Regions from separate parts of the Homo sapiens genome. Here region 1 is linked to region 2. A link is an interaction called in ENCODE POLR2A ChIA-PET data of the cell type or tissue named here. Cell type or tissue: Panc1. All regions are shown on one strand. Links, peaks and the distances in the headings refer to the core of each region. The heading gives the core; the rest is flanking DNA.

What was found. ChIA-PET counts read pairs that join two places held together with the same protein. Peaks named below come from ENCODE experiments on the same cell type or tissue, not always from the same donor. Only the 100,000 strongest peaks of a DNase experiment are listed, where the experiment ranks them.
Region 1: POLR2A ChIA-PET joins it to region 2 with 11 read pairs; 1 of 35 experiments calls an interaction of 5 or more read pairs at or near these places.

The regions. Positions count from the first base shown.
Region 1 is chr4:123,835,459-123,838,388 of GRCh38, reverse strand. The region is part of intron 4 of LINC01091 (long intergenic non-protein coding RNA 1091); the gene reads right to left. Among named protein-coding and RNA genes, the nearest start is that of LINC01091, 190 kb to the right of the region's middle. In Panc1, for the core only: no CTCF peak of the experiment used is centred there; no DNase peak of the experiment used is centred there; H3K27ac peaks cover 1,166 bases.
Region 2 is chr4:123,515,285-123,518,214 of GRCh38, reverse strand. No RefSeq gene overlaps it. Among named protein-coding and RNA genes, the nearest start is that of LINC02435, 5.2 kb to the left of the region's middle. In Panc1, for the core only: no CTCF peak of the experiment used is centred there; no DNase peak of the experiment used is centred there; H3K27ac peaks cover 1,943 bases.

The DNA.
Region 1 (2,930 bases), core at 309-2,808, 320 kb before region 2:
CCCACTGTGGATCAAAAGTCTTGCATGTATGTGTTTCCTTTGACCCAGAAACTCTAGGTCTGGAAATATAAAGGAAAGAATGGAGAATAAATATATAATTATGTGGATCTTCATTGCAGAATGATTTACAAAGGGAAATATTGACCTCAAATAACGTGTTTAAAAGTTACATCAAAGTAAAATGTTGTAAAATACAAGATGAATAGACTATTTTGCAGTCCCAATAAAAGTAATATTCTTAACATATTCATTCACATTGAAAATATTCATGCAATAGTTAGATGAAAAAGTGAGGTACAAAATGGTAGGTTAAATGTGATCTCATTTTTATTGCAAAGAATATGTGTGTGTGTGTATATATATACATGTATATGTACAATGCCAATCTCCAGAGAGAACTACTGTTTTATATATACATATACATACATACACTAAACTAATAAAAGTAAAATTAAATTACATTTGACCCATTTAAATTAATATAAATATATATGTCATATCATGAAAAAAACATCAGATTTAGAGGAAAGAAAAATATGTTCATATATGACTTTCTTGCTAAATTTCCGGGTGATCTTTGACAAGTAACAATTATAGTTACCATATTCATAAAATAAAATTAGAGGAGTAGACGATATCTGAAAGACCTTTCAGTTCTAATATTCTATCAGCAACCAGAAAATCCTTAATTTGGCTTAGAGCTTTGACTTCCTTCAACCATGCAAGACCCCACACCAGTTTCAGCAATGGTGTACCAGTTCCCCTGGACAGGGACTATGTCTTGCAAAAATATTTACTCTTTAAATAAGTCTTCATCACATAATAGCAGCTCAATAAATAATTGGAAATAAATCATTCTCCTAGCTATAGTCATATTTTCCTGAGCTTAGAAAAACTGTCCCAAGGTATTTTTTAAGTTTTATTGACTCATTACAAATAGTAATGACTAATCCAGTGTAAGATCTAGTGCTAATGTAAAAGCAAACTATAGCAAGACAGTAAGCCATTCCATGTTCTCTCCACATGAAAGAATGTGGCCTCCAAAAGCCACTGAACACCACAGTTCTTATGTTCTGTTAAAGCTGTACATCTTCCATATTGGCTCTATTTGATTCATGTTTTTGGTTTTGCCCTTTCTTTGTTCTTCAGAGGAACACAGAATTGTTTTGGTAGCTTAATCAGCAGAAGAACATAGAATTGTTTTGGTAGCTTAATCAGCTTCAGAAGAAGCCACAATAAGTGTACTGGTTAAAATGTTCAGTCAGCACATCTGTCAGCATGTTTCAAGTGAAACACGAAAGACTACATGGCTGCAGTCATAGCTTTAGGAGCGAGCAAGCCAAATGGGTAGCTACAGCACCCCAAGGTAGAAAAGCAACAGGCAAACAGGAAACCCCACAGCAGATAACTTCCCAGCTGACCAGGAACAGGGCAAAGTCGAAATGGTAAGGGAAGATTAGAAAATGAAAAGCCATCCCGGCACTAAACTGATGTAAATCACATTCTTTATAATTCCTCTATGATTGTTTTTATTTAATTTGGGGTTGCTGAATGTAAAATATGGCTTACATTAATCAAATTAATAAAAACTTTCAATTTTCTAGTTACCATGTAGTGCTTAATACATTGAAAATGTGAAGCAAAACTTAAAATATTTATTTAACTAAAATTGTATTTACTTTTGAAAATAATTTCCAGGAAAGAGATCAACTACTAAAATAAATGCAGCTATTTTAAGTAGAAAGATACATCCATAAGGAGAAAAAAAGTGTGTGAAGGCATTGTAAACATTGTAAATGTTTTCCAAGACTTTTAGTATAAGAACATGAGTTCAGCTCATGGATGCCTTTGATACATCACACTATTATCATAATGGACTTTAGTTTGAAAACCTTTTGTGGCTTAAGCATAAACAGTTATGTAAGTCAAATCAGAAATGTCCAAAAATAATCTTAGCTATGTGTAGAGCCTCCAAATATTGTATGTGTGTAAGTACCAGATACAATTTCTTTTTCTTTTGGTACGCTATTATTTATAAACTCATGTAAATATTTATAATTGTGGCTATGCAAAAAATACATAACAATGTCTCGAATAAATGCCTCCTTGTGAGAAATAAGCTACGGCACTTACATTACATTATATACATTTGAGTCTGTTATATGGCATACAGAAGAATATAAAATGTCAGGAAGTAAACGAACTTCCTAAGAAATCACCTTTAAAATATATTTGATCTAAGCTGCATGCAATTTGAAGAATACTGCTGATCCATCATTCTAGTTATAATGCTGCCTCTTCCATGAACATCTCAATTCACCATCTGGAAGTAATCTCATCCTCCTCCAAGCTGCCTCAAAATTTTATTTTCATTTCCTCTCTCCATGTTCTCACTATCATGTTATATACCACTAAGATTAATTTGGAAAAATCCATCTTTTGCTAGACTATAAACTCCTTGAGGGAAAATGATGCAACTTGAAAATATTTGTAAATACCATCCACACACATCCATTTCTTACTATCTCTTAGTAAGTGTTGATTGAATGAATTCATACATTTTTCTTCCTGGACAGCTCTAAGCTAGAGGAGTAGTAAACTTTATAGCTTTTGTTTTGATTTTCTCTCAGGATGAAATGCTTTGGAGATCCCAAATCCAGTAAAAGACTCCAAATAGAGCTGACAAAAGGTATCCAATTTTCACTGAGTTATCTGCAGAGGGGCATCTCTACCTGGCCCCAAGCAGTGTCTTGCAGTTCTCAGCCATTTCCATGTATGACTTGTCACTAGTGCACATTTTATCATCAAAAAAGAAATTCCATTCCTGTGAAAAACCTGGAAGATACAGCCATGACTAGTCAACAAAAGGGGACAAGAAGTTTGGAGTAAAATGCAATGATAAAGTAGGGCCATGGTTTCGTTGAGGCCTG
Region 2 (2,930 bases), core at 160-2,659:
AAAATGTTACACACAGTTACCATATGACCAAGCAATTCCACTCCTAGGTATATACCCAAGAGAAACAAAAACATACAGCCCCACAAAGACTTGCACACTAATGTTCATAGCAGTATGATTCATATGGAGGGGATAGGGAGAAGAAAAGCCTGGAAAATAGAACAAGACCAGATGGTAGAAAGCGCTGACCATCACGTTAAGGGATATGGTCACAGGAAAAAGATCCCTCTAGCAACAACAAGAAAAATTAATTGAAGGGGTGTAAACTGGGCATAAAACCAGTGAGCAGGCCAGGCACGCCTGTAATCCCAGCACTGTGGGAGGCCGAGGCAGGCAGATCACAAGGTCAAGAGATTGAGACCATCCTGACCAACATGGTGAAACCCCATCTCTACGAAAAATACAAAAATTAGCTGGGCGTGGTGGCACGCACCTGTAATCCCAGCTACTCAGGAGGCTGAGCCAGGAGAATCACTTGAACCCAGGAGGCAGAGGTTGCAGTGAGACGAAATTGCACCACTGTACTCCAGCCTGGTGACAGAGCGGGACTTCCTCTCAAAAAAAAAAAAAAAGTGAGAAAATGTTTCCATATTCAAGATTAAGAGATGCTAAGTATCTTAATTAGGGCATTGGCCATGGGGTGACCAAAAAAAACTGATAGACTTAGGAAATATTTTGAGATAGAAAGCCTGAAGGTGTTTCTTAAAGAGGAGTTCCAAAAAGAATCTTCAGTATTGGCAGCATCACTGAAATAAGTATAGAGCTTCCCAAAGTCACTCCTGTGGAAGAACACATTCCATTCCCTTATGTCTTCTACAGACTCTGCACCACATGTGCTGGGCTGAACGTCTGCAGCCCAGGGACGTACTCCCTGAATGTGCTCACTTCTTATGAAGTTATTTGTTTTTAAAGGCTGACCTGTATTGTTCACGTTTCTGCATAGGCTCTTGTCAGAGAAATGGAGGAAAAGCAGGTAAACAGTGGTCCAAGTGGATAAGTTTGATAGTGTTTTTTTGTTTTGTTTTGTTTTGTTTGATTGACAGTGTGGCCTAAAACTCAGCTGTCTGAAATCGTTTACCAAAATCTTCCCTAAAAGTAGGAGTGGGAGTGAACTTCCATTGCTATGGTTCTCAGCAATTAAGAAAACAACAACAACAAAAAGCTCTATTTGTGTAAAATTAATCAGATTTTAAAATTTCATAATAATGTAAACCAAGTTGTATCATCCTTATATACTATCAATAACTTTACCTGAAATAAATTGTAACTATGAGCTCATGTAAGTGGCTTGCACAAACTTAAGGCATACCTTAAATCAGATCACCTGAGCACTTATTGAGAGCCAGAGGATATGAGAAAAATGATTAACTACTCCCCTGGCAGATAGGGATCAGGGGCTAGAACTGGAAATAAATGGACTCAGAAGAGAAATCAATGAACCAAATCATCTCCCTCCTTCCATCTCCCTCCTCCTTTCATTCCTAGCCGGGCTATGGAATGAAATCTTTGCCCCAGTCGCTCATAAACTCCTTTGCTTAAATTAGAAAGTTTAGACTCTATTCCCAGCCAAAAGACACGAAGGGTTTAAAATAAACAAGGTAAAAAACAAAATATCTGTGTTTTTGATCCTATTATACAAACAAACGATGGGAAAGACTGATAATGCAGTGAACACGATGCAGACGCCCCCAAGGTTACAGGCCTCTCTTCATAATCTGAGCTTCAGGCAGTGTGCAACATCTTGTATTAGATAATCATAGGGGATTAATCATGTAAAATGCTTGAAAGGTTTGTGCAAAATTTATGGATGTTTAGAAGGCCCCACAAAATACATTTTTAGTCAAACTGAGCTGAAGATGTATTTCACTATTACCAGTTGAAAGTGTAAGAAAAATTTGTGGAAAAGGGATGGTGGCCAGCTGTTTTTCATCTCCACCAAGAGAATAGGTTGAATTCGTGTTTAAATACTAGGGTTGGACAAAAGAAAGAACTTTCCAGCCATAATATTCCATCTACTGCTAAAATGGCACATGAAAGATGTTGTCTATCTCCATTAGAGAGTTTTAAAAGACAAATATGTTAGCTTGTTAGATGGATTATCTTTGCATAGGAAGGGAAGAATTTATCAGGCATGAGAAACATGAGGCTATGAATTCTGTCCTGAGAAACTAGAGTGATTAGCTTAAAAATGTGACTGTCACTGGACATCAGCTATTGATGTGGTTTCTCCATTATCTGGTTACTCTTAAACTAGCAACTAACCAACTTCAAGATGCGAAAATTATAATTAAAAAACGTTCTGCTTTTTCAAAGATAATGTTCAGTATTGCATAATTACTCCAATTAAAACTCTTAAAGGGATTTTTCTATTAATATTAAAAATCAACATAACATTCAATACCAAAATATATTTAGGAAAATAATCATGGACAAAGCTCAGAGAACATTCTGGGCAGTGGGGGTTGAGGGGGAGTGTAACTGAGGGAGTTACTGGTACAGGAATGGATATGTAAATCAAGAGAACAAAATAGAAAACAGGAACTATATCCAACTATTTGTTAAAATTTAATATATGACAAAGTAAATTTTTCACATAAGGGTGTAGAAAGGACTTTTTTTTTTTTTTTTTTTGAGAGATACAGTCTCACTCTGTTGCCCCGGCTGGAGTGCACTGGCACAGTCAGGGCTTACTGCAGCCTCAACCTCCTGGACTCAAGCAATTCTCCCACCTCAGCCTCCCAAAATGCTGGGATTACAGATATGAGCCACCTTGTCCAGTCAGAAGGATTTTTTTAAATGATGTTGGAATAAATAGTAGGCAAGTAAAAAAAAAGTCATTTAAGATCTATATTCTATCCGATATAACAAAGTAATATTTAGATGAGTTTATACACATTCAACAAACAACATGGAGCGCCAACTGTATACTG